2 separate regions of the Mus musculus genome follow, and region 2 is linked to region 1. Evidence: chromatin loops called from intact Hi-C (ENCODE). Cell type or tissue: left cerebral cortex. All regions are shown on one strand. Links, peaks and the distances in the headings refer to the core of each region. The heading gives the core; the rest is flanking DNA. Region 1 overlaps Aagab (alpha- and gamma-adaptin binding protein). Region 2 has its middle 51 kb from the start of Gm39359.

Region 1 (15,756 bases), core at 2,749-10,748:
TGCCAGATGGTCACCCACCCTTTCTGACTGAGTGCTTTTAAGTAACAGCTCAGAGCTGTGTGCAATTAATCGCATAAAGAAATCAAAGGCCTCGGCAGATAGAGCTGGTCTTCTGGGCAAAGCTGTTTCTTTTACTTTGTGCTATAATTCTGAAAACAGTGCTAAGACATTTTTCTCTGTCCGTGATGTGCGCTCCCACGTGTCTACTCCAGTACCAGCTTTCCTAGTGTACCTGTGAGGTGAAGAAAAGTCTCGTGGAAGTTGTGTGCTGGGTGTGGTGGCCCATGCCTGTAAGCACAACACTTGAGACTGAAGCAGGAAGTCCCTGAATTTGAGATCAACCTGACTGTATAATGAGATCCTGCCTCAGAGAACTGGACAAAATTTGGTTCAGGGTAACTGAATGATCAGTGAAATGGGAAGAATGGTGGCTGTCTAGCGTAAAGAGAGGAGATTGCATTGGCTACACATACATGTATGCATGTGCACATGTGTGTGTAAACATGTAGTTTGTTAAAAACTCATATAGAGTTAAGCACAAGGTTAAGAGAAAGATGCTTAGGAAGAAAGCAAGATGCACCCAAGAGCATGGTGTGTGGGTTTGTTAAAGAAAAATTATAATGACCTTGTAGGGTTACTGTTGGGCTCTTTTGCTGCATATGAATATGTAGTCACAGTTGCAGGAAGGGAGGGGGCTTATGTACTTGTGTGTGTTTGTAGAGGTCCAGGGTTGACATCAGTCACTCTCCACTTAGTATTTTGAGGCAAGGTATCTCACTGAACATTTTGGCTGCTTTGGGTAGCCAGCTCTCTCAGGGCATCCCTGTCTCTGCCTCCCACATGCTGAGCTTACAGATGGGTCACCATACCTACCTAGCATTGAACTCCTCTGGTCCTTGCACTTTTGTGGCAAGAACTTTACCCTGCTGAGCCATCTCCTCAGTTCCTGTCCTTGTGTTTTATAGGATGTAAGGGACATTGCTTTCTTTGACACAATTGTGTGTATGTATTAGCCTGAGCAAAACATTAGTATCTCCATGTATGCATTTGCTACGGCTTCTTTCTTTTACAGGAAAAGGAGGGATTGGGGAGGTGACTTGTCCATACACAAAGCAAGTTAGCTAAGGGGGTACAGGACCACAGGTCTCCTGAGCAGGAGTGTTGCTTCCATTGTACTGCGGATGCTTAGCGCAGTAGTTATGAGTGCATGAGAGAGCTGACCACACAGAGAGGGAGTGGCCCTGTCTGCAGGCATCCACTGGTGTCTCAACCTAGGTGCTCTGTTGTGAGCAAGACTTGAATGAAACTGACTGGAGGTAATGATTATAGCTGAGGTTTGAGGTTTCTCTTGCTTATTGTTTTTAAATCCTTTTATATTATCTGAATAGCATGAAGTTAGTTCTAACGCATTGTCCCTGAACTTAATCCAAAGAAGGTCCAGCTAAGCTTCCTGCTAGCTAATGCAACAAACAGTGATGAGTTACTTGTGGGTGGGAGCAGTGTGTTTTCTTTATTCTACTTGAAGTCAGGGTGGATTAGCATTCTCTTCAGTTTGAATTATGACTGGCTATACACCGTAGGTACTCATACCAGTTTTAAAAGCAAACATTAATTTATATAGTTGTAGACAAATCATTGTTTTGTCCCTCTTTGCTTATTAGGGGAATATGTCCTGAGAAAGAAATCATCAGATGAAGCTATCATTGTATGAACATTGTGAGATGTGCTCATACAGACCCAGAGGGTATAGGTCAGTCACCTGATGCAGCCTTCCTGTGTAGTCACAGAACACAGGAGGCAGGAGTAGGAGGCTGCTGTGAGTAGTTCTGGAATATATTTTCTCTTGTAAGTAGAGATAACTATAAAAACCACAGTATAAGTGTGTAAACCAGCATCATTTATTATCATTTTCAAGTAGTGTGTGCAGTGCACACTTGTGGGTGGTCCCGTGATGGGTGTGCAGTGGGCCTGTTTATGCTGGGGGTCACCATGGCTTTGCTGTAGCACATTAAGGCAGTAGCAGGCAGCAGGCTTCTTCAGCCCTGTCTTAGGCACTGCTCTGTTGCTGTGACGTGATGCCATGACCCAGCAACTCTTATAAAACAAAGCATTTAACTGGGGCTGGCTTACAGTCTCAGAGGTTTGGTCCATTACGATCATGGCAGGAAACATGGCGGCATGCAGGCCAACGCTGAGCAGTAGCTGAGAACTACACTGTAGACAGAGAGAAAGACACTGGGCCTGTCTGGGCTTTTCAAGCCTCAAAGCCCATTCCCAGTGGCACACTTCATCCAAATCCTTTTCGTCTTTTCAGATAGTGTCACTCACTGGTGCCTAAGCAGTCAAACGTGAGCCCATGGGAGCCATTCCTGTTAAAACCACCACGAGCTTCTTAGGTTTTTTAGACCACTGATGCGTACTGTGTTGCAAGCTATGGTTGGCCCAAATGTTATGCAGTATATGACCATGCTAGAAGGATATGCAGATCTTCCTGACAAAGACTTGTGTGCTGACTTACAATGGAGTTTCTGCTGTTGGCACTGTCAGTGTCGTGTTTCATCCGATGAAACATTCTCAGTGAATGTTGATGCTTGGGAGACAAACGAATTTCTACTTTTCTATGTTTAAGGCCCAGCTCCACACAGCACCTGACCAGGGGCAGCATTATCTGTGGCGTTGAACTGCACCTGGGAGAAAACAGTGCCTAAAATATCCCTGGTGCCCAGAGCTACCAGGGAAATGGCTGAAAGTCCCAGACACCATTGTGTGGGGAAGGTCAGACTTTCCGGGACCCATAGTTTCCATTCTGCATTAAAGATCTCACCACAAATGGTCTAGGAAATGAGGTGGGTGGGACCCATACTCACATTGGGGCACCTTTGGGGCTGTCTAGCCTCTTCAGTTTGCTTACCCTTCCTTTGCTGTTATGCCTTAACTTTGCTCAGTCTGAGCTCAGGCTGCAACTCAAGGAAAGTATGTAAATGGCATCTCAGCCCCTTGCTCTGTTCCCCAAGCTCCCACCAGAGTCTGGTCTGTGGCTTGAAAACCAACCAATAGGGTCTGATATTTATAGTTTGGTAATATCCCTTACTTATCACTGCCATGAAAGTAGATATGTGACATGTTTTAAGTTCCCATCCCCTCCCCTTTGAGGTTCCCAATAGTGTCTCTCATTTGGTCCATCAGAATGCCATATTGTAAAGTACTTGGCTTGAGGCAGGGCCTTGAACTTGGGTAGTACCTTTAAGAGCTGGGTAGAGTCTGGAGCACTGTGTTTTAGTTCAACCTTTTTGAGACCTATGCATCATGGAAGAAGGTAGTATACACAACACCTTTGCTAGGTGTCGATTTTATGTTACATAGTGTTCCTGTCCCTGGTTTCATAAACTGGACACTAGCAAGTTCTGTGGAGGGTTTTTTCTGCACTGGTGGCTTCTGGGTATTACATCAGATAGCACTGTGGTAAATGAAGAGGGAGGGGTAACCAGGGAAGGGGCTGGTAGACTCACAAATGCTAAAGGGTTGCTACTCCACCCCGAGTGAGCAGAGCTTCCATAGTGGGTAGAAGCAACTCTTCCACACAGCAGTCTTCCATTTTCCCATTACAAACGAGATGAATTGAGAATCTGTGAAGCATCACCTAAATGATCATCTATTGCCCCTGCATGTCCTGAGTAAATGATTGCATGGTGGAAGTTCCAGATCCCAGATCAAGCTGGCCTTTGTAATTGATGGAAAGAACAGAAAAAAGAAATGAGTGCCCACTTACAAGGTCTGTTTTCATGGCTGCCTGAGATGTTCACCTGAGAAAGTAGATATCTTATGCCTTTCACTTTTAAAACGTTATATCAGCATCAGCATCATCACCGCCACCACCATCACCACCACCACCACCATCCTTGTCATCATCTACTTAGCTCAAGCTGGCTGTGAACTTGATGCTCTTGCCTCAGTAACCCAAGCGCTAGGATTTCAGGCCTGTGTCACCACATCCAGCTCTGTATACACTTTTAAGAAGTGAAAAATGATTAAATAAAAATTTGAACCTAATGTCACAGAAAAATAAAGCATCAAATTAGTGAGAGGACGACTGGTCAGTGAAGAGGGTTCTAGACAGCCTGCCTATACCTGTGTGACTTTGGGAGCTCGGCTTTATGTCTCTGGACCCCAGTGTCTAGTTTCAGGGGCAGCATCCACTGTAATGAATGGCATTTAATCCCATAAAGCTGTGCTGGAGTCCAACTTTTAAACTTTACATTCAGGAACCCCAAGGCATGACCTGAGCACTCAGACTGTCCCCTCCCTATGATGGCATTGACTACTCCATGTGAATTAAGGCTTAATGAGTGAAAGGAGTGTTAGCAGAGAGGATTGTAGGAAATTAGTTAGGGTAGGAAGAAATGATGTGCCTTTCAGGTACGGCCTCCAGGAGTGTCACACACAAAGCACTGGTAGGTGTTCTCTTTCAGGTACCCTGGTGGCCATGTTGCTGACCACCCTGCTCTCCCACCATCATCGTTTCCAAAGTTGGTTACATACTGCGTCAGGAACCACCTCCTTGGAGTCTTCACTACCGCTGTCCCCCACAGTGGGGTCTCAGTGGCTGGTCTTGGTGGCCAGCACCCTTTGAAGGTTTTTCTGGCACTGCACTCCAGGTTGAGGAGGTGGGACCCACACACAGTAGGGCCTTCCTTGCGGCTTGTGCAGAGCTCTTCCCTTATGATGGTGCTCATTCCCAAGTTTAGTTGAGTCTTCAGGCTGTGTTTGTGCAAAAGGAGAAGGGTGCTCACCCAGCTCCCACTCACTAGTGCCCTTGCCGCTGTCCTTTCCTCATGCTTCATTCTCTGCAGCGAACGTAGAGAGTGGGGAAAGTGAGGCCTTACTCCTTTCTCAGGAATGGCTCTTGACTTAGAACAGCTCCCCTGTGTCCTGGCAGCCAGAGAGCAGAGGTACAGGTCCAGACTCTACCACAAGCCAAACCACTGAAGGGCTATGTGCAAGCGAGCCCTAAGTAAGCGTTGCTTTAATGATGTACTCAAAATTTCAGCAGTTGTTCAGAGAGAGAATAAATAGGGTTTTATGATTTTATGGTTTGTTTGGTTTGGGTTTTTGTTTTTTTTTAACATGCAGGGTTGTTTCGCTTACGTGTATGCCTGCATCATGTGGGTCCAGTGCTCACAGAGGCTAGAAGACAGCATCAGATCCCCTGGGACAGGACTTTAAAATGGTTGCGAGCTGCCACTGGGTGCTGGGAATTGAACCCTGGTTCTCTAGAAGAACAGCCAGTGCTCTAACTGAACCATCTCTCTAGTCTCCTGTGGTGTTGGGGTGTTTGTTTGTTTGTTTGTTTTTAGTTGTTTTTTTTTTTCTAAACTCACCAGGAGGAAATAGAATATGCTATAAAAACATAGACTCTTTTTCTCGGTCCTGGTGTCAGCATTTGTGACCTTTCTTAAAGGTTGTATAACCCAGATGGTATGGCATGGCCTAAGAATATCACTAAACAGTGGGTGTGATGTCTCCATGAGCTTCGGAGTGCTTGGCTGTGGTTAGAATGAGTGGCCCTGGTTATCACAGCATGTAAATGGAGAAGACTAGCTTCCCTGAAAGGAAGGCTTCATACAGAGTGGGGAAGGACATAAGAACACCGTGACGGGCTGGAGAGATGGCTCAGCGGTTAAGAGCGCCGACTGCTCTTCTGAAGGTCGTGAGTTCAAATCCCAGCAACCACATGATGGCTCACAGCCATCCGTAATGAGATCTGATGCCCTCTTCTGGGGTGTCTGAGGACAGCTACAGTGTACTTACATATAATAAATAAATAAATCTTAAAAAAAAAGAACACTGTGACGTACAGAGCGTGCTTGAGCTTATTCCGGTGAGGCCTCGTAGTTGCTGCTTTTCAGAAGTAAAACTGAAAAGTGAACGCAACGTGTTTAGCAGGCCACATAGGTTCCGGCCTGTGGCCAAGGACATTCTTAACATTTGACAAATCTGTGCAAATAACAAACACTGCTGGGTTGGGGTTTTTTTATTTTTATTTTTTGATTTTTGGTTTTTTTGTTTTTATGGCATCATTGTCTCCCATCTGTAATTCACTGGACCACTGGAATGGAGCCGGATGTTTTGGGGACAAATTTAATACAGAGTGGTTCCTCTTTATCTGTGGTGTGGTTACCTGCAGTCAACAAACTACCGCACAAGTTTTAGAAATAAATAACTCCCGTTTTCAACTTGAGTGCTTTTCTTAGTGACAAGGTAGTGTAGTGTACCATTCCTGCCTGAGCAGGTGGGTTGACCTCGTGAGTAGCCCACCCCACACGTTGCCACCTGCCCAGAAGGCAACCAGTGGCCATCTTGACTGTCATTTGACTGCTGAGATAGTTCAGTGCCTGTGTTCACATGATCCCTACTTTGATAATAATGGCTTCAGAGACAGTGCTAATGATGCTGGTTGTCTAGGCAACTGGGATGAACTGAAAAGAAGCCATCCAAAACTTACTAGGTTATCTCCTCCCACGGCCACGTGAGGAGTAAGTTCGGTACATGGACATGTCTGCAGAGAGGTCAGCTGTCCCACAGAGCTCTGTTTAGAGGTGGGTTTAATTTTTCTTTCTTCCTTAATTTTTTCTGTGTATACTTGGTCCTTAGTGTGTGTGTGGCACTGTGGGCCTGCAGTGCCCACAGCAGCCAGAAGAGGTTACCAGATTCCCTGAAGCTGGAGTTATAGAAGGTTGTAAGCCACCATGCAATTGCTGGAAACCAACCGTATGGACAGCCAGTACTCTCAACTGCTGAGCCATCTCTCCAGTCACTAGAAAACTTCTATTACTGTATTCTGCTTTAAATACTTGTTTTATTGTGGTTATTGTCTTAACTGTGTCTAACTTAAAAATTAAACCTCATCATAAACATGTAATATGGGCTGAAAGCCCTTGACCCAAATGCTTAGGACTAAGTTTCTCAGGTTTTTAGACTTTCTGCATTTTGGAATACTTACACACATGTATGCAGGACATACGTCCTGCTTGTTTGAGTCTTCTGTGCACTCATGCATGCAGCCTGGAGGTAATTTGGAACAGTGCCTTTGTTTTGGTGGCATAGACGTTCCCACTCAGGCATCATGGTGGTGCCAGAAAGTTGAGGGTTTTGGAGCATTTTGGGTTCTGAGTTAGGTCTGTTTAACTTGTTTAGGGAAAAACAGTAAGAGGGTGGTTTGGGTATAACCACAGTAGTGCGGGCCCGGGTGTGCCGGGCCTTCACTGGGAGCAGTGACTGCTCTTCTTATGCTTCCTGACTAATTTCTTTGTCATGATGACTTGGCCCCTCCTGCATCTCCGAAGTTGTAGAAGAGTTCGCTGCTGCGTAAGAGCCTGGGTTTGTTCCTTCCTAGTCTAGTGTATGGTTTCAAAGGACCGTCTCAGTAGGAGTAGCGTCCCCATGCCAGAGCCTGGGAGGCTGGGGGCTGAGGGCGAGAGAGATTTACATAATTCTTTTCCAGGATAGTGGCGTGCAGTTGGTGCCCGTGGGCAGAGCTGTGAAGAACACTGAACCAGAAGACCCAGTGTATAAAATACCAGCCAAGCCTTTTGAGCAACACTCCGTGCAGGCCGTCTGCTTTGAATAAACAAAAGTGGATTCTTTTCTCAATTGTATAAATGTATGCGCCTCTGACTTCCTTAAAACATAAGCAGAGGAACATAATGAACCCTCTGATGAGCGGACTGAATCCGCCCACCATTGTTCCTCAGAAAGCACTGAGCACAGCGCCCTCCAGCTTATTCTAAACTCGTGGCTCATCGTGAACTTTTTAGGGTTTTAAAATTTAAGGATTTTATATATATATATATAAGAAAAAAGTGCTCGAACACAGCAAATTCCAAGATGCGTGAGGAGAGGAGGCTGAGAGTCTCTTCTCAGCCATGGCTTCTGGGTCAGAGATCTCGTGCTCAGTGGCCATTGGTGCACAGAGCAGCAGACTGAGCTCAGCCCTGCGAGGTTGGTTTGTCTGAGGTCATGCAGGTGGGTGGGGCCGTGAGAGAAAACTAGGGTTGGTCCCAAGCTGTCTCTTCCTGCTACTCTTTTTCTAACAATTTTACCTATTAGCATTAGAGCATTAATCATTATTCTGCTGATGTTAATATTGTGGCTAAATGTACATAGCATAAAATAATAATTTTTTAAAATGGATGGTCATAGAAAAAATAAAGGTGCCTAAGGGTTTATAGTGTGTTGTAGGGTTGCATGCCTCTCTGCCTGGCTCTGTGATCACTGAGGTCATATGCCCTACCAGCCTGCCAAGTTCAGGGAATGCTAACCTATAGAACTGGGATTTGCAGTACTTATGAATTAGTTGAAATGACCCAGACTCCAAGTTGTTTCCAGTAATAGAAGGGAGGCACTTGTGTTGACTGTGCAGTCTGCCTTTCATTCCAGTCAACCACTCATGTACTCTCATGACAGGTGAAGTCCCTGAGTCCTGGACATACACAGCTCAAAGAGCGAGAGCTACCTGCCGCTGGGGTGAACCTGTCCTCAGGCTCTGACACCCTTAGAGGTGGGTGCCCTGCTCCAGGGCTGCAGGCTGCCTTAGGCCCCGTCTGATCTCAATGCCAGCTGACTGAAACACTTGCTGGAAACTGAGATGAGTGAGCCTCTGCCTAGCTTGGTGACAGTGAGCCTTACAGTCCTTGAGGCTTGGGCTCTCCTTTAGTCCATGTTCTTGGTGATTCTTTAATTGGTTTCAGACACTCTGCCCTACAGCATGGGAACCCTGAGTGAGGGTGGCTCCTCGGTAGCAAAATGACAGCTGTATTCTAAAGTGTCACACTTTTGTCTATACAGTAGTAATACTTTCAAGCTGATATATAGAATGTTCTGGACTTGTAATCAGCATCAGCTATTAAAACACTGATGTCATAACTTGCAAATGAAGCCATGGAACGGCATCCGTGTGTAATAGCCTGCTAGTTTTTCACCTTGACCAATATTCTGTCATTTAGATTATTCAGAATTGAGCGACTATGCATATGTCAACTTTGTATCACTGTTACAAAATGGAGATGATCAGCCTACCGGACTCAGTTCACTTTGGCTCAGGGTTACAGTCTGTCGTTGATTAGCCTTGTGACTTTGGACACAGTGTATCATGGAGTGTGTGTCTGATGGAGATGACTGTTCATCACATAGTGGCCAGGAAGCAAAACAGAGAGAAGAGGCCCACACCACTTCAAGGGCCTGCGCCCAATGAATGACCTTCCTTCCTCTATGTTGTATCACCTCCCAGTAGCACCTTGAACACACAAGCCCTTGGGACATTTCAAATTTAAACTCTTTATTATTGTTGTTGTTGTTGTTGTTTTATATATATGAGTATGCTGTCTTCAGAAGAGAACATCAGATTCCATTACAGATGGTTGTGAGCCACCATGTCCTTGCTGGGAATTGAACTCAGGATCTCTGGAAGAGCAGCCACTAAGCTCTCTCACCAGCCTCAGATCTAAACTTTTTTTTTTTTCAAGACAGGGTTTCTCTGTATAGCCCTGGTTCTCCTGGAACTCACTTTGTAGACCAGGCTGGCCTCGAACTCAGAAATCCGCCTGCCTCTGCCTCCCGAGTGCTGGGATAAAAGGCGTGTGCCACCACGCCCGGCCAGATCTAAACTCTTGCAAGCATGGGTAGAGGTGGAGTTGAGGACAGAGCCTTTGTTTCCATTGTAGCTGTATCAACAGCATTCATGATGCTTTCTCTTCAGACAGGAGCCAGGGCTTCAGCCTTCTCAACTCACTGGCTGGGGCAAACCGCAGAGTTGCATCAGCAGAGAGCTGTCACTCTGAGGTAAAGAATTTTCACATCTTTTCTACTCCTTGACTTTAATACCCTTGTTACAGATCTTTACACATTCGTCATTTCTCTCATTTCCATTTAAGAGGCAGCAGAGATCTCAGCACTGAAGGGAGAGTCTGAAGTGCCCCATTGTGCCTAACCCCTGCTGAGGGAATGCTAGCCCATTCCCTTGGCAGGTTTGCACTCAGGGATATCCTGCAGGGCTTTTTTGTTTTGTTTTGTTTTGTTTTGCTGGAACACTTTTTAAATATCTTACATAGAAAATAAAAATGATTCTTTTTCAATACTGTTTATCAAGGTCGTCCCAAGTTGGCTCTGAGTGAGCCGACAGTCTGTCTTCACCCCCCTGTCCTCAGCAGCTCCATTCTGAGGTCACTTGGTGAGCCTGCCAGACCCAGGTGCCATGGTGCCCCGCCACCATCATCCTCCCAGACACTGAACTGTTTGTGTTATATCAATGTTAGTTGTCTGGGCATATGTTCATGCTTGCTTGTGTATATGCAGGTGTGTATGGAAGCCACAGGACACCAGCAGGGTCATCCTAAGGATCACCAACCATTTTCCTTTGAGACAGGAATTCTTACTAAGCCCAGAGCTCACCAATTAGGCCAGTCAGCCCTATGGAACCTCCTGTCTCCGCCTCCCCGTTGGTTACATTAGCCTTTGTATGTGGGTCCTGGGAACCCAGTTCCAATCTGCAGGACAAGTCCTTTCCTGACTGACTGGCTCCCCAGTGATGCAAACAAAACGTGTGCTAGCACTCTGTAGCAAAATCTAACATTCATAGTTTCTCCTTGAAAAGAGTGCAGCTGGGGCAGTGGCTTTGCAGCTGTTTGTGTCTGAATGTGATCTTGTTCCTGTTTGTCTCCTCCTGCAGGGTCTGTCAGTGCTTCTCCACAGCGAGCTGGGGGTGGGAAGAGAAAACCCTTTTGGGATTCTCACTGAAATAGCTTCCTGCTAAGTTGTTGCTTCCCTGTATTTCCCCAGCAGCAGGAGCCGTCGCCAACAGCTGAGAGGACAGAGTCCCTCCCTGGCCATCACAGTGGTGCGTGTGGCTCAGCAGGCGCACAGGTTGACAGCATTGTCGGTAAGGTCCTCCATGAGCTCCCAGAGATAGCAGCAGAATTCAGAACACGGGAAGAGAAGGGACGTGCAGTCTTCTCTCCTTACCTTGTCCCTGCAGTCGGGGTCAGCGGTCACTGACCCATTCCCATCCGTGCGCTTCCATAGCTCATCCAGCTTGTGTCCCATTCTGACATTCAAATGGCTGTCTGTGAGGGCCACCTGCGACCTCTGTGCCACTAACTCTAGTATTTCCCATCCTCATCCTGACTGAGCGGCCTTCAGGACTGTGGACAGTGCTTCACTGAAACGCTGTCTTCTCTTCACTTAGCAGCACAGCATCTCCTGGTCTCCCTTCTGCATGCTTTTGCAAGGCTGCTCTCCTCCTTTTCCCAAGATTTAAACACTGCTGTCTTCAGTGCTCCATCTAAACTCGTTTAAAAAAAACTTGTTATTGATTCTTTGTGATTTTCACATCATGCACCCAATCCCATTCATCTTGCCATCCCTCCATATCTGCCCTCCACCTTGCAACCTCCCCTGCCCAACAAAAACAGTCTCTCTGTGAAACTGATGTGTCATGGGATGGGGTGTCCTACATGACAACACAATATACCTTTTTGCCCAAACAACTTTTCTTGTAAACCGGGACTCGTCTCGGACTGTGGTGTTGCCCTGTGTCCTGGAGATCCTGCAGCTTTGGACCCAGAGGACCGGCCCCTTTACACACTCCAGCATTTCATGGTTGGCATTGATGTTGGGGTGGAACAACTCAAAGCCCTGGATCTGGGTCTGGTTGGTAGCTGAGTTGGTCAGCCTGACAGCTCTCCGACTTTCACACCATCAGAGCTAACTCTCCATGACTGCCCAGGCAAGCTCTCCCAATCTCACACCCTTAGGACCAGCTCAACTGCAACCCACATCAACCAGGGCCTGCTCTACTGTACTGCTCAGGCGAGGTGCAGGACCCATACTGCCAAGTACTGCAGCCACAAGGAGTGGGGCCAGCGCTCTTGCTCTCAGGCCCTCTGGGCAGCCCTCCCAGGATGCTCGGCAAGGGGTAGAGCGAGCTCTCCTTAAGCTCTTCCTTTTAACATATTTTTAAAACACAAAGTGACCCTGTCTTTATTTCTAGCTTGGTTACCATCTCTCTGCTCAGGTAAATCAGAAATATGACCTTACGCCTATACATCAATAGCCTACCTGATGTGCACTGAACTAAGACACATTTATGAACCCAAGTGCACTTAAACAAATTGTATAGCAGTGTGGTAAATGAAAGGTATTGAAAATCGCTGTCCTTGTCTTTCTAGAACGTTTAATAGTCAAGGCTGTAGGCATTAGAATGCCATGGAATTGGGTTAAAGTGAAGACTGTACCTCAGGTAGTGATAGAGCCGTGAGTGCATGATTCCCAGGGTCTTTTGAGCAGGAGTAAGCAACCTGCCCTCCCAGGGCTGTAGAAAAGCAGAAGTATATTCGGGTAAGTTAAAGTATCCCATGGTGATGAAGGTATGGCTCAGTAGTGCAACTCATTCACAGAACGCCTCCTCCTAAGCGTGTGCAAGGCTCTGGGCTTGACCCCTGGTGCTCCTGAAATGGGGCTGGGAGTCAAAGGAAGAAGAATGGATGGACAGAGCAATGCATGGAAGGGAAGGGAGAGGGATGGACAGATGGATAGATGGAAGGGAGAGGGAATGACAGAGCCATTGGACAGATGTATAAAGTGAGCTCCTCTCAGTACTCTGTGTTCACTACAGTGGTGGCAGAGAATGTTAGAAAACCAAGGAGCCTACACAAATGCAGACACAGCTCTATCAACGGTGGGAAGGATCTGAGGAGCCCTGGATCCTGGGTGGTCAGGGAAGCTCCTGTCACTGTGGAAGAAGGAATATGGCAGGGCTGGAGAGATGATTGAGCGTTAGGCGAGTGCAGTGCCCTATAGAAGACCCAGGCTTGATTTCCAGCACCCTGCCTCCAGCTTGAGGGAGATCCAAAGCCCTCTTCTGGTCTCTGCTGACATATATCCACTCACAGAAACACACGAATATGCACATAACTAGAGTAAATCTTATTATTTTTAAGTAATGTACTGAGGCAGAAATGGTGAAGGATCCATATTAAGAGTGTATTAAGCAAACGTGGTTTAAAACAGCCCCGCCTCTGGATAGTTCGCTGGCATTTAGGTGAGTTCAGTTTTAAACATAGGTTACTCTGTTTTTCTATGTTTGAGTTGTAGACAGTGATAACTGTCCTAATAGGCTTAGACATATGTGTGGCCATCATAATATGGCAGGGTTGTTCCCTGTCCCTGCTGAGTGTGTAGTAAAGGGAGAGCATCTTTCAGAGCATTCTCCTGTTGCTGGGACAAGTCGCAGCTCTACAGGGAACAGTGTCCTCTACCTTATCAGCGCTGTAAGGATGAAGCTGTGCCCTGTAGGGAGGCTCCAGCAGCCCCACAGGGCACAGCCATCAAGCTGGCCTGTGTCAGCACTCAGCTGTTGCCCATGTGTGCACAGTAGAACTAGCACTGCCTGTATGTAGCACATGTAGAAGCAGTCTGTGACCAACTCTGATTTCAGACCCCATGTTAGACCTGGATATTCAAGAACTAGCCAGTCTTACCACTGGAGGAGGTGATCTGGAGAACTTCGAGAGACTCTTTTCAAAGTTAAAAGAAATGAAAGGTAATTATCCCAGCATGTCTCACAGCCTCGCATGTCGAAGCTTTTCTAGTTTATGTCGTAGGATCTCACTTTGTGGTGGCTAGATTGGATTCTGAGCTCTGGGCTTGGGAAATTCAGCTGCTTAGGAGATTGGACCATTTTGTTGGTAAAAATTCCCTGGGGAAAACATCCTGTCTCTGTCCTCTTCTCCTCACTCACTCTCGAGTTTTCTGAAGTGTGTCTCTTCCTTTCAGTGAGTCTCATTAACACAGCATCTGTCACATCTTTACAACTCACTCACATCCCATCTGGAAAATTTGGGAGAGAGAGCTTCCTAATAGCGTAATGACTGCGCCATGAGCGTATGTCTTAGAAACCCATCTACCACCTCCGAGTGTTAGCACACCCAGGAGCTCCAGATTCTCCTGTGCTGTTAGACAAATTTCTTAAGATATATTTTTCCCCTTAGACAAGGCTGCGACGCTTCCTCATGAGCAAAGAAAGTTGCATGCAGAAAAGGTGAGACGACCCGCAGGTATTTATCGTCTGTAAGAGGCTCTGATGTGCGCTGTGCCCTGGGTATTACAGCCAGCTGGATGGCTATTTGTGCAACAGTAACACGGGTGCTGCTGTCTGTGCATGTTACGTGACATGGGACCTTCACAGAGGCATCATGCTTGCCTTCCTGTTAAGCCAGGGAGCTCTTCGCTGTTTTATCTATTCATTTCCAGAGCAATACATGTTCTCGTCAGGAAATGGACATGCTCGGTGACATCTCCTTATATAAACTGTGTCATCACCGATCTCTCCATCTCCTTTCCGGACACTAAGGCCAGCAGCGCACTGGTGGTTTTGGTTCTGTCAGGAATGAAGCCAAACATATCCCTACCCTTCACACGCATGTACGGCCCTGATCGCATCCAGAAGTCTGGGTCAAAGGCTGCTCGGGGGTTTAATGTGTGTGGTTGGAGGGGAAAAGTGTAGAAGTGTAGACCTTAGTCAGTTTGGATGTGGCATATGAAGTGAGCTGAAGGTTAGCTGTTACCAACTAACCTGACCTTTGTCACATGCTTCCCTCCACAGGTGGCCAAAGCCTTCTGGATGGCAATAGGAGGGGACCGAGATGAGATCGAGGGCCTTTCTTCTGATGACGAGCACTAAGCTCTTCCTGCTAGGTTTGACTGACTCCAGTGCCAGCACCGTGCTCCCCAAGTGCTTCCCTTCTCAACGGGGTTCTCTTCTGCCAAGATTGCCACTAGCACGCTGGCCACCTGACTGGTTTTTGGGGTCCCTTACCTGAGCTTTTAGAAAGGCGTTAGGGAGAAATCTTTGTTCCTGCCGCATAAGTGACTGAGGAGTGAAATGACAGTGTGGAAACCCTTCAGATCTACAGTCTTCGTTTTAAGAACCTGGGTAAAATGAGGCTCGGAAATGTGTAATACAGGAGAACCAAGTGTCAGAGAGCACACTGTGACCTCAGCACTGAGGGTCTGAGGCCAGCCTGGGCTCCATGGGGAGTTCTGCTGCTGTGCTCGATTGCCCCGTTCATTCTGTCTGCAGGTCCGGAGCTTGTGCTATCGGCTGTGTACTGTCACTGGTCCCCGCCAAGAGCACAGCTCTGACCTAAGGTGAATGCTGGTGACAAGAAAGGCAGCTGTAGATGTAGGATGTGCCTAGGGGATAGGGAACAGGTGGCTCATGGGTTTGTCTCTTAGTAAGTCCTTAGTAAGTTCAGTGTCTGAGTTCCTGCCACAAAGCAGCAAAAGCCAGGTGTGTCTCTATAAGAAACAGAGGTGAAAGTTTCCTCCTCTGGGGAATGTAAACTCCCCTCTCCCCACTGCTGGGCAAGGGCCCTGAGTGCCCTCCTGAGGACCCAGGGAGCAGCAGTGTTGGTTCTGAGCACACTGCTGACACTGGCAGCTGTGCTCTTCGACCACTGAGTGTTCTCCCTGGCAATGTGAGGTTTCAGAGCAGGTCTCCCCTTCTTTCTGCTTGGAAGCCAGAGGTTGCTGTCAAGGCACCAGTTCCAAGCAGTGGGGGGATAGGTGAGCCTCCCGACAGCCAGGTCCTGAGCCACCATCATGGTTCACTTCCAGGGCTATTGGCTTCTCCATACTCCAGGGCCCAGCCCCAGGGGAGCACAGAGCAAAGTTCTAAAGGAAAAGAGGGGAAAAGGTCTAAAA
Region 2 (15,756 bases), core at 2,745-10,744, 210 kb after region 1:
AGCATCCTCTTTGCTGCCAGGTGAGACCTCAGGACTGTCCTGGGCTTGGCTGGCCCATGGCTCCTGGGACTCTGTCTCTGCTAAGTGGCTTCCTGATGCAGGGTGATGGAGAACTCCCAGGTCAGAGGAAAGCAATGGAATACTGCCTCATCTATCAAAGCAGACCACGTGAAGGCTGGGGTTCCTTGGCCTGAAGGAACCGTGGTGTGAAAAGCTGAAGGTTCTCTGGGGATGGCGTCTCTGCCCCTCTAGGCCTCCATACAGGGAGGGAAACAAGTGGAAATGGGGTGAACAACTCTCTGTGGGGTTCTCAGAGAGTCTTTGGGCCTCTTGTCTATGCCCCTTCTGAAGTGGGGAAGGGACAGCGGAGATAGCCAGGATTCTGAGACTGGTTTGGAAGGCACCTCACCCTGATGTGGAGGCTGGACCGAGTCAGCCTCTCTCTCCTTCCCTTCCCATATTACATACATATATACCACTAAACACTTAAAAAACTGGCAAATTCTACCAATCACTGTTGGTTAAGGGCTCATTGTGTTCTGAGCTTTTGCCTGCATTAGGTCACTCTCTGTCCTAACCCTGTGGAAATGTCCTGACTTCGGGCTCCTCTCCCCGAGGAAGAGGCCAGTTCACAGGCAGGTTAGGGCTGAGCCACACATCTGTGAGTCACACAGTTGACTTCCACTTCAAATGGCAATCTTTAATCGATTGGTAGTGGCTGCCTGTAGGGCAATATTGAAATCTGGAAGCCTCCCTCAGATGAACTAGAAAGAGTGCTATGATTGATTAATGATGCCTGCCAGCAGAGGCACAGGGAAGGGTGGCTTGCATGCTGCCTATATGCTATCTGTTCCTAAGACTGTGGGCCCCAGGGTGAGTTCTTCTGTCTTCCCACGTTGACAGAACAGGGGTAGAGAAAGTGCTCAGCTCTTAAAGGCTAAGGCTGACAACCAAAATGCCAGGAATTCAGTTCCCAAGATGACAGAAAACCCACCAGGAACAGCAAAATCATGACTACAGGATTGTTTTTGCAGTCTACCAACACAACACAAGTGGAAGGGACTGTTCCCACAGTTGTGCTTGCAGGGGTTAGTCATCCTCACCCTGATGCGCAGCTCTCCCTCCATAGCTCTCACCTGCCAAGTGCCCCCCGGCACGCTGACTAAGGCAGGCTGAGTCACACGGGGCCGCACGGGGGCTGGCTGGGGTAGCATGCGGAGGCACAGAGTCCTTCCTAACTGTAGACAGTGAATCACCGCATCACTTAGCACCAGGACCGCTCTATCCATGGTACCCCACACACTCAATTGCCTGAACCCTCTTAGTTCTCTGGACTCCACTGTGCCTCGTTAGCTGGAGTGAGATACTCCTGTTCGTACCTGTGGATGGCATGGCCTCCCTTCTCCCCTCCCACCCCACCCCAACTGGAAGAATCCTGAACTTCAAGGGCCTGGCAGGCCCAAACCCATAGGAACTTTCTTTTCAGGGGTGGGGATGAGATTAGGGTCAGGGAGGTGTCTAGGAAAACCGGAGATTAGATTCCGACTCCCAGGACCCAGATTAGGACCTTGGCTTTTCACTTATAGTTTGGAAGAGCTTGTCCAAGCTACTTAATCTCTCTGTGCCTCGTTTTCCTTGTCCCCTGAATGGGAGGAGATCATCTCTGCAGAGCAAGGTTCAGCACTGGCATATGGGCTCTGGCAAACTATGTAGGACCCTTGAGCTTCCCGGGGACGATGCAGGGTAAGCAGGCCAATTCGTTTCACAGATAAGGTCACCGAAGCTCAGGGTCAAACCCACAGGTAATCATTTCATTCCAGATCCTGGGCTCAGCCCAGGAGAATGTCAGGATAGGCAGTAAGATGTGACGGCAAGTGGGACGGGTGTTACAGCCATACAGACCATCGAGAGAGATTCCCTGGAGGGCAGTGGACGGTGGCGCAGGCCTTTCTTTAATCTCAGCACCCACGAGGCAGAGGCGGGCAGATCTCTGAGAGTTTACAGCCAGCTTGGTCTACACAGCGAGTTCCAGGACAGCCAACCAGGGCTACATAATGAAGAAAACCTCTTACAAAAAAAGAGTGAATTCTTGGACCACTTGGCGGGTGGAGGACATAAGCCAGAATTCGGGCATAAGCCCTCCCACATCCAGAGCACCCCCGAATTGGGGAGAGTCTGCTTACACCCAAGGGCACAACAATCTGTCCCGCCCTCGCTTAACCTCCTAGTCCCACCTCCTGCCAGAAGTGCAAGCTCTCTGTCTGGCCAGTGAGGCCATGTCAAACTCCAGTCCCCAAACCCAAACTCCAACCCTAAAGCAGCCTCCTCACGTCCCTCGTCCTCTCCCTGCCTTTCCCCCTTCTCTCAGGGTCTCTGCCTAGGGTCGCCACTGAGTCAGGCTCACTCAGACTGCACCTCATCACTTACCTTGTCTGTGTGAGCTTCTGTCCCCCTCAGGGTAGGCAGGCTGGGGCCCCCAGCAGTGGCACAGGCTGGGTACACATGTCAAGAGGAACGAGCGCCTTGTCGGTTGGTGTGCAACCCAGAAAACTGCTCTTCTCTTGAGGCCTCACCTTCCACCCTCGTGGAGTCGGGTTGCCTCAAGCTACAGTGGCCACTCTCTACCCAGCCTCAAAGTGACTTCACCGAGCAGCTGCAGACGGGCTCCACTCTCCCGCACACTCCCAGGCAGGCCCATCTTGCTTGCCAGTCGCTGATAATGTGTTTTGTCAACGAGAGATTCATTTGGAAGATCTTTGAGCGTGGGATGGGAGAGTGGGTCTCAAACCTGTGCTTGAGGCCAGGGCTGGAGATGTCTATGGGCTGCGGTTCCGGGACGTGTAAGGTTGAAAGGCAATGGAGGTCTGCACATGCGTAATGAAACCTAATTTGGCTGTTACCCTTGCGGTCCACTCCTGAGAGGCGGGGCCTGCATTCTGAAGCTGAAAGGCCACTAAACAAGAGCAGGTGAGGTGGGTTAAGTCAGCAAAGTTGAGGCAGGTTTTCCTTGGGTCACCGAATCCCCCCAGGTTGTACCTGGAACGCTATTCCCGGATCCCCCTCCTTCTACGCCTGCATGGCGGCTTCCAGCCCAGCCCTCTGAGTCTCCATGAGACAAGTGTTGTAACCTAGCCCTAAGCTCCCAAACCTCTATATAAGGTGTGGGGACCTGTACACTGTTACCCGCAGCTCTTCCTGGAGTGCCCAAGTATCTGAGCACCCCCAAAGAACAGCTCTGATTCCTGTTACCCACTTTAGTGAGCTGATTGACTCAGAACGGCCCCAGGTCCCTTATTGAACAGGCATCCACGGAGCCCATCGCTGAGCCAGGGGCTGGAGAAATGTGCATTGATTTGTTCCAGGGTGCCTAGCCAACCCTTTTAGTGACTTTCCTCTGGTATCTACATGTCAGCAATCTTCCTCAGAGCATCTTGTCCCTCAGGTCTCCCCTTTAAAGCCACCTTTGAGGCTTTACCTGCTAAGGGCCTGGAAGAATCCTTCCAACTTCAGGAACTGTATCAGTCAGGGAAACTTGGTTATACTGTTGTAACAAATATCCCTTCCACTTGTGAAGCTGATCCCAGGTTTGTCTCTTGCCTGTGAGCTTTTCAGGATGGCTACAACTTGTGTTTGTTCTCATCTTGAGATGGAGACTGACCAAACAGTCATCATGTAAAACTCTGCTGTGCCCACAAGGGAGAAGATGCTACAATCCCATATTCATGATAACATGACTGAGATAAACAAATTATATGCATTTTTCCCATAATAAGACCAGAGTAAGTCACCTGAAGCCATCTAATCCCCTAACACCTTACCTGGACTAGCATTAATGTCCCTTACACATTTGTGAGCAAGGCAGTAAAAAGCCACCTCCCAAGGGCTTCAGGACAATGAGCAGACAGGCTGGGATCTGGTGTAAGAGTTGTCCAGGATCCAGGGGCAGCCTAAGGTACAGGTGAAAGATCTCCGCAGAAGGGTTGTGGTCAGCAAACACTGTGAATGGAAAGTCCTGCCTTGAGTCACATTCATCTGTGATTTGCTTTTAAAAAGATTTTGTTTATTTTATGTATATGAGTACACTGTCACTGTCTTCAGACACACCAGAAGAGGGCATCAGATCCCACTACAGATGGTTGTGAGCCACCATGTGGGGGAATTGAACTCAGGGCCTCTGGAAGAGCAGTCAGTGCTCTTAACCACTGAGCCATCTCTCCAGCCCACCTGTGGGATTTTTTTTTTTAAATGAATGGTTGATGGCAGGTGTCACAGGTCCTCCTTGGCTGGATCCTTTGCAGAAAAGCTAATCTGTCTATCCTGGTTTTCTTTCTCATTGTGATGAAAATGCCCCAACGAAAACATCCCGTGGGATTAAAGATTGACTTGCTCATGAATCCGGGTTTCTTCCATCGAGGCTGGGGAACTTGAAGCAGCATGTCACGTCGCATCCACTAGAGAGCTGAGAGAGAACGAATGTGTGCACCAGACTCTCAGTTGCTTTCTCCACTCATACGATCCAGGATCCAAACCTAGGGAATGGTGCTGCCCACAGTGGGCTGGATCATCCCATCTCAATTAGCAAAAGCAAGGCAATACCCTCAACACGTGCACACAGGCCAATTGATCTAGACGGTCCCGCAGTCAAGACTCTCTTACCAGGTGATCCCACTTTCTGTCAAGTTGACAATTAAAACTATCCATCACGCTGTCTATCAAAGCTGTACTAGATTTCTCTTAGATGCCCAGCCAGAGTCTCATAGCCCACTGGGGATTGAAAGGGGCACCGGTGCCAGTCAAAAGGCGGTATGTCCCAGGGGTAAGATGGATGGGATGATATGCCATTGCTGTTTGTGTTGGAGCCCCTAGGGTTCTCCAAAGAAGCAGTGAACACACACACACACACACACACACACACACACACACACACACACACACCCTGCATTGACGGACAGGACAAGTGGGAATGACAGTGTGAAGTGATGGGGTATGAAGGTATGATGGAATGTTAACCCCGCCTTGGGAAAAGCCAAGAGTCAATCCAGTTTCCAGCAAACTTTCCCCCTCAGTTCAAAATACAGAGGTGGAAGTGCAGGATACAGATGACCTCTTGGGGGACCCTAGGGACAGAACCTGCCCAGTGTGAGGCATAGCCACCTGCCAGGGCAGTACAGACCTCAGGAGGGAAACGGACCCTGCTGAGGATCAGTGCAAGGACAGGGAGGAAGTGGCTGCTCTGGTCTGTGGAGGAGGGTGAGGCTCTGAGAGGTGAGGCTGGGACGCCTGGGGGAGGGGTAGCAGCAGAGACAGGCCACTGGTCACCTGAGGACCAATCAGTCTAAGTGTCCACAGTGACAATGGTGGATGCCTGACTCCTCCCTGTCAGTGAAGGTTCTAGAACAGGAAAGGTACCAGACTGAATGTCACTGGGCATCGATGGTGCCAACCGCTCACAAGGAGACCAGCTCCAGAGCCTACAGTTGCCTGGAGCCTCTTCCAGCAAGGGGGCTGTATGGAGACGCCTCTAATGTCCCTAGCTAGAGGTCACCTCCAACAGCGGTGCTGCAGAAAACCCGATGGAATAGACAGAGAGGTGACACCACCTGCTAGAAGATGTCATCGAGTGACCCTGGCCACTGAGGGTGGGCCTCAACCAGGTGGCACTGATGCTCGTGACTTAGATGTCCCTGAAAACAGGAACATACCTGAAGACTCACACACAGTAGGCTTGGGTCAGCATTCCAGCAGCATCTGTGGAAGGCTTAAATATCACGAGTAAAACATTCACAACTTCCCTACGGGTGCATCATTACTTCAGAATGAAAATTAAACAGTCAACCTACAGGTGAGATGGTGGCACTAGTTTGCGGAAAATACAGATGGAGTGTGTCTTTGTCTGTGTGTGAGCGCCCTCTTGTGGTGATCATGGCACAGTGCCGCACTTGACTAAATGGATTTCTTATGGATGGTGCATGAAGAAGACACCTCAATCAGCCTTTGCATCTACCCTGGGTTTCTTCTTACCTGGACCATAAAAATACTGGTGTCTTTTGTCTTTGAAGTCCCAGAAGTGCTGAGAACTATTCAAAGAACAGGCCCATTGTCTGTGCTAGTCTACAAACTAGCAATATGCTGGCTGGAAGGGCGAGACTTCTCCTGGCAGTGAGCATATCACCTTCCAACTCTAAACCTCCATGTGTACTACACTGAAGACCATGAAAAATGTCCATCCTTCCACAGGACGTAACAAGGGAAAGAGAGAACAGACCCCAGTCCATAGTCTCCAGGCAGCCACAAGTCCAGGGAAGCCTGGGTCACACCTACTGCCATGCCTGACTAGAATGAGCCCTCCTTGCTCACACATATCCTAATTTGGGAGGTGAATCATTTGTTTACTGGATGTCCAGATCTTCCCAGGAATGGTATGTCACTCACTTCTTACAGGACGTGGGGAAGAAGGCTCTCAAAAATTCTGATCCCTTGTCAGAGTAATGAGGGTAGCTCATTTAAACATCACCTCTAGCAAATCAGAGAACAAATCAGAAAGAGACGTTGGAAGTGGGAGGTGGGGTGGGAATGAAGTCATACCAAGCAGCAGGAGGCATAATGGCTGGCCATCAGGGATGCCCTGGGCTGAGGCAGAGGTGGGCCTCAGGACCCTGAGGAGGGTACAGATGAACTATCAAGAAGATAGTTAATGTTAGGGATTTTGCTTGTTGTTTTGACACAGGGTCTCATGTATCCCAGGCTAGCCTCAAAATTCACTGTGTAGCGAGGATGACCCTGAACTTCTTGATCCTCCTGCCTCCACCTCCTTAGTTCTAGACTTGCTGGTAAGCATCACCACACTGGTTTATGTGGTGGTGGAATTGAACCATGGGCTTCACGCACCCTAGGCAAACACTGTACCACTGTCTCAGCTGAGCCACATCCTTAGCCTGGGTATCAGGTTTGTGATAAGGAAAGAGAAAGCATTGTCTTGGGGAGGGGAGTCCTTTCTGAGTTCCAGGCTGGGGTTTAGCGGTGCCTGAGCTCAGCAGTCCTTGTGCATTTCAGAGTCTGTTGACCCCCAGGTTTGGTCTGTTGGGTGGATTTTTCCCCCCAGTGAAGAGGAGAACTGGAGAGATGGGAGCTTGAGGGTCGAGAAGGGTACTCTGGTCCCTGGAAGGGGATGGTTGTTTCCCTACAGAGCTGTGGGAAGTAGGAGAGTCAGGAATTCGGGGGGGGGGATGCACCTGTTTCCTGGTGTAGAGAGGGTCTTGATAGGCCAGGGGCAGGGGCCCAGGGCAGAGGATTTGGGGAACAGCTCCAAATGTGGCCAGCAGAGTGGAGAGGCCCATCAGCACCCCTTCCCCCAGCAAGACAGAGGATCAAGACCACGCCCCTTATCTGTCATCTGCAGAGGGGGGGAAGCACGAATGGATGCAGGAGACAGCATACGTCAAATGTTCATAGGACTAAGGTGGGACATGGGATGCTATGGAAACTGGCACTGTAAAAGCCTTGAGGTGGTGGTGGTGGTGGTGTGTCTGAGTCAACTCCCCTTTGAGAGTGGAGAACCACGGTCTCCAGGAGTCTCTGTAATGGCTAACAGAGCACTCCTGGCACTTTGGGCAGCTGCCTTTCTGTGGCCTTCACTGAAAAAGAACTTGTGGATTTGCCAAAGAGCATGCATACGTTTGTGGTGCGCTGAGAACTCGCATTCCCAGCCGCTAAGCTAATGCTATATAAGGGGCCATCTATGAAGGACTGAAAGAAACTCTAGAATCTTCTCATAGCAGGCGTGCTGTGATCAGACGACACCTGTGATCCCAGCTTTCAGGATGATCATGAGTTTAAAGCCTGAACTAAAGGAAGAGATCCTGTCCCCCAAACTCAAAAATAAATAAGTTAAGAATAAAAAATAGGGCTGGTGAGATGGCTCAGTGGGTTAGAGCACCCGACTGCTCTTCCGAAGGTCCAGAGTTCAAATCCCAGCAACCACATGGTGGCTCACAACCATCCGTAACAAGATCTGACTCCCTCTTCTGGTGTGTCTGAAGACAGCTACAGTGTACTTACATATAATAAATAAATAAATCTTAAAAAAAAAAAAAAAAAGAATAAAAAATAATTACTAAAGCCTCCCTCTGCACAGTCATGTTGGCCTTTCCTGAGCTGGGCAGAGTTCCCTCCACTGTGATGTGCAAATTTCCACACAGTTCTTCCACTTCCACTTAGAAGACCCAATGGCACAGCCCTCCTATTTAGAGGGGAAACTGAGGCTCAGATGTAGTAATGCCCCCAAGGTCTTGGTCACACAGAGGTGTCTAGACTCAACGGGGCATCCAGCACACGTGCCTGTGCACACACCTTGTGCTGGGGCAGCCTGGGCAGAAGCAGGGCCAGCCTTGTGCTGAGGCTGTGAACAGTATTGGGGAGTCTCCAGCGGGCACTGGGGCCAACCCAGGAGAGCTGGGACAAAGGCAGGCTCCTGAGAGAACGTGGACCTAAGCTCTCCAAACGTGCTTGACACTGGTAGCTGGGGACAAGGCTGGTCTATAGGAGACAAGGCTGACCTATAGGGGACGGGGCTGGCCTATAGGGGACACGGCTGACCTACAGAACACTGGGGCACCATTCTGCTGGGTCACCCTGCCCAAGAAGACACCAGCCCCTGAGACATGAAGTCACACATCAGAGTCACAATGGAAGGAAGCCGTCCTATCACCACCGTGGCTGGATCCAATTCGATGTGATCTTAGAGCCAGTGAGAGCCAATGAGCAGAAGGCAGCTTCGAGAGCGCTGGGCTCCTTGTTGCACAGATTCTCCAATCGAGTGGCCATGTGACTGAACGTAAAGTCATGAAAAAATGAGGTAACAGTACGATGTTTCTGAACACACGGTGCCCACAATTGAAGTATAAACCAAAAGTGTGCAGAAGTTGAGGTGTTTCTGGAAGCACTCACCCATGCCATGTGCTATGACTTTCCTGAACCCTTGGTTCTGGTAACACACTGTGTGTCCTCTGCGTGATGTGTGCTATCATGTCGACCCCCTAAAACCACATGTCACCATGTAAGACCAACAAACAGTGCCCACTGAACACCTGGGTTCACATATAAGGCTCCTCTGTGGATTTTTTTTTCTTTCTGTATGTGAAAAAAGTTTTGTTCTTGTAGAAATGTGATTTCAAACTTTTATAAAGACATACATATTACTTTTATGTATATGTGTGGTTTGCATGCTTGGGTTTATATGCACCACATGTGTGTAGAAGCCCACAGAGACCAGAAGATGGCACTGGATTCTCTGGAACTAGAATCACAGATGGTTGTGAGTCACCTGATGTGGGTGCTGTGGATTGAACCTGGGTCCTCTGCAAGAGCTGCAAATGCCCCTAACCACTGAGCCACCCCTCCAGCTCCCAGAACATAATGTTTGAACAATGGAAACACAGATGTTAATATTCTCCTACCCTCATTCCTTAGCACATCAATATCATGTTAAGATATGTTTGGATTACAGCGTGAGAACATTGAGTCTCAACCTGTGGGTTGCAAATATCAGATCTTTACATTACAATTCCTAACAGTAGCAAAATTAAAGTTATGAAGTAGCAATAAAATAAGTTTATGGTTGGGGGTCACCATAACACGAGGAACTGTGTTAAAGGGTCACAGCATTAGGAAGGTTGAGAACCACTGTGTTACACTGTTTGATTATAAAAACTGCTGTTTGAATTGTTGCCTTTGGGTCAGAGAATGGCTCTGTGGGTAATGGCTTTGACACCAGCCCCTGAGACATGAAGTCACACATCAGAGTCACAATGGAAGGAAGCTGTCCTATCACCACCGTGGCTGGATCCGATGCGATGTGACCTTAGAGCCAGTGAGAGCCAATGAGCAGAAGGCAGCTTCGAGAGCGCTGGGCTCCTTGTTGCACAGATTCTCCAATCGAGTGGCCATGTGACTGAACGTAAAGTCATGAAAAATGGGGCAACAGTACGATGTTTCTGAACACACGGTGCCCACAATTGAAGTATAAACCAAAAGTGTGCAGAACTTGAGGTGTTTCTGGAAGCACTCACCCATGCCATGTGCTATGACTTTCCTGAACCCTTGGTGGCCACCCTTCTGCTACTTTGCACTACATAGTTATTGAAGTGACATTTCACTCACCTCCAACGTTTATAAAATCAAAATATCCATCGGCTCTGAAAGCATTGAAGACGCCATGTTCTACGGTGTCCGGAGGCCAGCAAGAGTCCATCCTTTCTGTAAATGCAAGCAAACACATCCACCCCATTGCCCTAAACTTCAGTTTTAATAAATGGGAAGGTTATGTTTGCTAGGAACTCTTTTAAAATAAACTTCTCTGTAATTTATGATCAATAAATGTTTTAACTAACATGCCTCTTTCATATGCTCAGGGTCACATACATTTCTCAAGCAAAAAAAGGATTCTCAAGAGGAAAAGGTTTGAGCAGTATTGACTTAGCATATGCTTCATCTATATGAACTGGCTTCATTCGAAGATCTGGACTCACAAGCACAGAGAGGTTCAGGAATACGCCTGAAGCCACACAGCATCCCAACTCAGGTCTCCCTTCCTCCCTTTACGCTTTAGCTTATTCCCAAGTGTGCTCCACTGCTGCCCGTTGCTGTCCTCAAAGGCCTAGTAGACTAAACACTAGGGAAGCTTTTAGCGGAGCAGTTATCCTCCCGCTAGTCTATCAGACGTCATCTTAATCCATTTTGTGAATCGGTGACCACGAGGCTAGGCAGACACAGGTCCTTCGAACCCTTTTATCTTGAACCACTGCCTCAGGGGTGTGTTGAGCTGCACGTAGGATAACTGCCTCTCCCAGGAGAAGGCTGGCGTGGTGACTCAGACATGCAGGAACACAGGCGCCTTCTAGCACCTGCTCTGCCACACTGAGCAGGTAACTTCCATGGTCATGTTTGCAAAAACAGCTGCAGTCCTTACATCCCAGGCAGAAGAAAAGGAAAGGGAAGAGCAAAGTGACTGGAACCCAGAAGCCCTGGCAGCATCTCACAAAGACTAGACTTCAGCTGACCTCTCACTGGGCGGAAATACGTCACATGACTAGCCGCAGCGGACCTTGGGAGGTTGAGTGTTCGAAAATATACCGTCCTGGGTGGGAGTGGAGCTTTCTGAGTAAGGAAGCAAAGAATACTGGACAACGTAGACATCCTTTCCTAACTCAGGGGGTCTGAAGTGAGGCTCGGAGCTTGGAGATGACTCAGGGGTAAGAGAGCTGGCTGCTCTTCTGGACGACCAGGAATGCCATTCCCAGCACCCAAGCGGTGACACACAGCCATCTGCGATTCCAGTTCAAGGGGATCTTTCGCCCTCTTCTGGCGTCTGTGTGTACTGCATGCATGAGGTGCACAGACAAGCAAGCAAAAACACACACACTCACACACTCTCACACACACTCACACATACATTCACACACTCACATACACACTCACACACTCTCTCTCTCTCACACACACATATATGTATAAAAGTATATATATATATGTATGTATTTTAAAGGTCCATTTATTTTTAATAACTATATCATCTTCCTTTTATTTCTCTACCAAGTCAAAGCCCCCTCACTCTTCAGGGACACAAAGGAGCCCGACTCGGCTATGCTCCAGGTTCCTACAGCCACCTCCTCCGGACACAGCTCCTCTGTAGTGAGGACCACAGATAGCCAGCTCCTTTGCTGCGTCACCTGTTGCTAGGAAGGGAAGGGCATAACTCATTTGCATATACATGTTGCCACCAGGACAAGACTCAGCCCCAAACCCAATTAACTGCCCAAGAGCACAGCGCAGACAGAAGGGTGTAGAACCCCTCACTTGGTGATACCAACATAGCCAGTAGAACACAAAGGGCATTTTTAACTCAGTCCCTGGGCACTGTGGTGGAGGCAGGGCTGAGGACAGGATGATCCAGTCTAAACGTCACTGGTATATGGGGCCAGCTGCCTGTCCCTTCCATCAGCCTTATGCCTGACTTCCTCCATTCAACTTCAAACTGCGGTAGATGAGGCAATATCTCTCTATGGTGAGGGAACAAACCTCTCTCATGGAGCCCCACCCTCTTGATCTAACCTCTTTCTCACACTGTCACACTGAAAGGACAGATTTCAACACACAAGAGTGAGGCCACCAATCCATTACCATTCACTTCTGTCCACCCCCCAGATCTGTGTCTCAATCTAGAAGGGAGACACATGCCATGTCTACACCTACCCTCAGCTCAACCCCAGGATAGGGACAGGCTCTGCATGGCCCAGCTTAGGTCAGAAGCACCTGGTCTAACCACGTGTGTCCTCCACAGAGAGAGAGGTCGGACCCTGAGTAGGACAGCAACAAAGGCCATTCAACGGACGCCCCACAATGACACGCCTATTCCCCTTAGGGTGCTGTCCTGTATCAGACATGACCATTCCACCTTTCTGTCTTTTTGGTGCTGGACTGACCCCAGGATCTTTTTTTTTTTTTTTTTTTTTTTTTTGGTTTTTTGAAACAGGGTTTCTCTGTATAGTCCTGGCTGTCCTGGAACTCACTTTGTAGACCAGGCTGGCCTCAAACCCAGAAATCCACCTGCCTCTGCCTCCCAAGTGCTGGGATTAAAGGCGTGTGCCACCACCACCCGGCTGACCCCAGGATCCTGTGTGTGCCTAGCAGGGTCCCCACCACTGCCCCATGCCAGCTCAGCCAGCAATGTTGCAGACAGAGGCTCACTAGAAGGTAGCTGGGCTCAGTCACCATGCTTTGGCTGTGGCTGCTGTCACCCTGCCACGAGATGCAATCAGACAAGCAGGCTGGGAAGCCAGGTCCCTCATGAAAGTGCCTGCCTGCTCTCACAAGCACGAGGGCCAATGTTCAGGTCCATGTAAGAGGCTGGGCACAGTGGCACGTGCCTGTGGTCCCAGTGCTGCCATGAGACAGGAGGCAAAGATAAGCAGAGTCCCTGGAGACTGGCTGGCCTGGTATTGGAGCGATACCAGGTCAGTGGGAGACCCTGTCTCAAACAAAAGATAAATGGCACAGGAGAAAGGACACCTGAGGTGTCCTCTGATCTCCTCATGTGTACACGCTGACCCACACATGCTCCCATACACATATGCACACACATATGCATGCACACACACACATGCATGCACTTGCGCACACACACACCAAGCCTGCAGAATTGTGGCAAGACCATATATCCTTTGAAGCCAGCTACTTTTTATCTGACCCTTTAGAGATGGAATTTGGCTGATGGCCTTTTTAGAAGTGGTGTCTTTCTGGGAGAGAGGAAGGGAATGCTGCTTATTGTAGGGCACTGGGTGAATGAATGAATGATTAATTAATTAATTAATTAATTAATGAAATGAACAAACGCAGCTCCAAAAAAAAAAAAAAGAGGCTGTTGGCTGCCAGTCTTGGGAGGTTGAGTGGCCGACGCCACGGGCCCGCGCTCTCCCTCCCTGCACCCAGCCTGCTTCAGATCTTAATTGAGCACCAGGGGATGAGCATGATTGGGAATAGCAGGTGCCAGGACGCTGTGAACATTAGGGAATAGTCACTTGGCAGGCTCCAGAGCCGCCAAGCCCGAGAGTGTGGGCCCGGCCAGATGTTCAATCATTACCACCCGCTCTTCCTCAGAGACGTTTTAAGGCGACATTTGTTTGTTGAGGAAGCACAGCTGTTCCTGGGGAAATGGGTTTCCCTCCTTGGGGCAGAGGAGTGGAGGAGGGGCCCAGAAAAGAAGGGACCCTAGGGACCTTGAGGTGGGTGGCAACTAAAGCTGCCCGTTCAAGCACAACTCTAGCATCCTGAGCATCCAAGGCTGTGATGTGTTCCCAGTTCCTGCAGAGCCTGAGAGTGAGGCTCAGAAGGGACAGAGTGACACAGCCACGAGGCTTAGCAGTGGCAGGGTCCAGTTCCTGACAGCCATACTCAGTGGCTCAGCCTGAGGTGCCATTCTTTGTCGGTCCGCCTGAGCACTTCTGTCTCCTAGCCTGTGCAGGTTTCTGCCTCTGGGTCTCATTTTTAGCAATTCATATCACTGTCTCCTGCCCTTACCTTGGACTGTGAGGACTACTGCTGTGCCATCGTGGCACGACTGTACCTGCCTCTGTGGGTGAGCCTTTCTCTGAGTCATTCCCTGTGTCTCCTCACCCTGAACCCTTTGTGCCCAATGCACATCAGTGACACTTTAGTGTCTCAAGCTGGGCCTGGGTGATGCTGAAGCAAGCTTTGGGGGCAATATGATTCTTCTCTTCTAACATATTCTCTCTCTCTCCCTCTCTCTCTTTCTCTCTCTCTCTTTCTCTCTCTCCCTTCCTTCCCTTCTACCTCTCTTAATTGTGTGTGTTTGTGCATGTATACCACATACATGAGTACCCCCACATGTAGGCCACATCTCCCATCATTCCTCAGGCACCATCTTCCCTGGTTTTTGAGATAGGGTCTCTCATTATTTTTAAAGTATTTTATGTGTATGGGTGGTTTTGCCTGTATGCATGTCTGTGCACCACATTAACACCTGGTACCTGTGGAGGCCAGCAAAGGGTATCAGGTCCCCAGAACTGGAATTACAGATGTTTGAGAAGCACCTGTGGGTGCTCAGAATCAAGCCAGAGTAATGTGAAAGAGCAGCCAGCGCTCCTAACCACTGAGCGACCTCTCTCCTCCCAGGGTCTCTCCTTTTTACCTAGAATTCAACAATGCATTTAGGTTGGCTGGACAGCAAGTCTCAGATTCCACCCATCCCTTCTTACCACCACACTGAGTTGTTTACATGGCTCTCAGAGTCACACTCAGGTACTGCAACAAAATGTCACAGGCTCGTTGACCTGTCTTAGGCTCTCACCATACTGGCCCTCCAGGTTTTCAACTGAGCTGTGTGTGCAAAAGTCCTTCCTGTCAGATCTGGGCAGTCATGGGTTCTTGGCGTAGACCGATCTCTTGGTGTTTGTACTGGGCCATAGACCCTGGGCCCCAGGCAAGTCACAGCCTTTCTCCTGGTAACCACTGTGAGACTCCAACTTCTGAGCCTCCCGAATAGTCAGTCTCTGGAGGAGAAGATGTGGTTTCCAGATATCTTTATCCCTTGAGAGAAGCAGATTGGCTGTTCTCAGTTCTTCCCTAGGAAAACGGAGCCATTTTAAGGAAGGGGGTTAAACAAGAAGGGCCTGGTGAGCTGGTATACACACACACACACACACACACACACACACACACACCCCACACATACGCACACACACCACATACACCACAGAGGGGGGGCAGCGGGAAGGGGGAGAGAGACAGCCTGGAAGTGACCCAGGATCTCTGAAGGCATCAAAACTTCATAAGAAACCCATGCAGAGCCAGGCATGGTAGCGCACACCTTTAATCCCAGCACTCGGGAGGCAGAGGCAGGTGGATTTCTGAGTTGGAGGCCAGCCTGGTCTACAAAGTGAGTTCCAGGACAGCCAGGGCTATACAGAGAAACCCTGTCTTGAACAACCAAAAAGAAAAAAGGGGAAAAAAAAAAGAAAAAGAAAAAGAAACCCATGCAGCTCACAAGCACAGAACACAGAGAACACCCTCTACTGGTTGAGGTGTCTCAGCCTGAGGTGATCAGAGCTGAGGTAAAAGGGTGTGTGAGGAAATCAGTCATGTGATCAGAGGGTCTGTGCTCAGATCCAACCCTGCAGCCTCCCCGTTAGGGACAGGAAGCTAGAGGCTGAGTTCAGTTGGGTGGCCTACATGTCGGCTATG

What was found. Hi-C counts contacts between places; a loop is a spot of excess contacts. Peaks named below come from ENCODE experiments on the same cell type or tissue, not always from the same donor. Only the 100,000 strongest peaks of a DNase experiment are listed, where the experiment ranks them.
Region 2: a loop joins it to region 1, with 3.0 times the contacts of the local background. A loop is called at or near these places in 23 of 42 quality-filtered maps.

What each region holds. Positions count from the first base shown.
Region 1 is chr9:63,625,551-63,641,306 of GRCm38, forward strand. Aagab (alpha- and gamma-adaptin binding protein) reads left to right here. Exons shown (of 10, transcript NM_025857.3): 6 at 9,755-9,837; 7 at 10,834-10,933; 8 at 13,490-13,594; 9 at 14,043-14,092; 10 at 14,657-15,756. The coding sequence ends at 14,734. Among named protein-coding and RNA genes, the nearest start is that of Aagab, 31 kb to the left of the region's middle. In left cerebral cortex, for the core only: CTCF peaks have their summits at 6,685 (motif pointing right) and 7,777; DNase peaks (open chromatin) are centred at 6,615 and 7,543; H3K27ac peaks cover 1,504 bases.
Region 2 is chr9:63,838,417-63,854,172 of GRCm38, forward strand. No RefSeq gene overlaps it. Among named protein-coding and RNA genes, the nearest start is that of Gm39359, 51 kb to the left of the region's middle. In left cerebral cortex, for the core only: CTCF peaks have their summits at 4,074 (motif pointing right) and 5,903 (motif pointing left); a DNase peak (open chromatin) is centred at 5,914.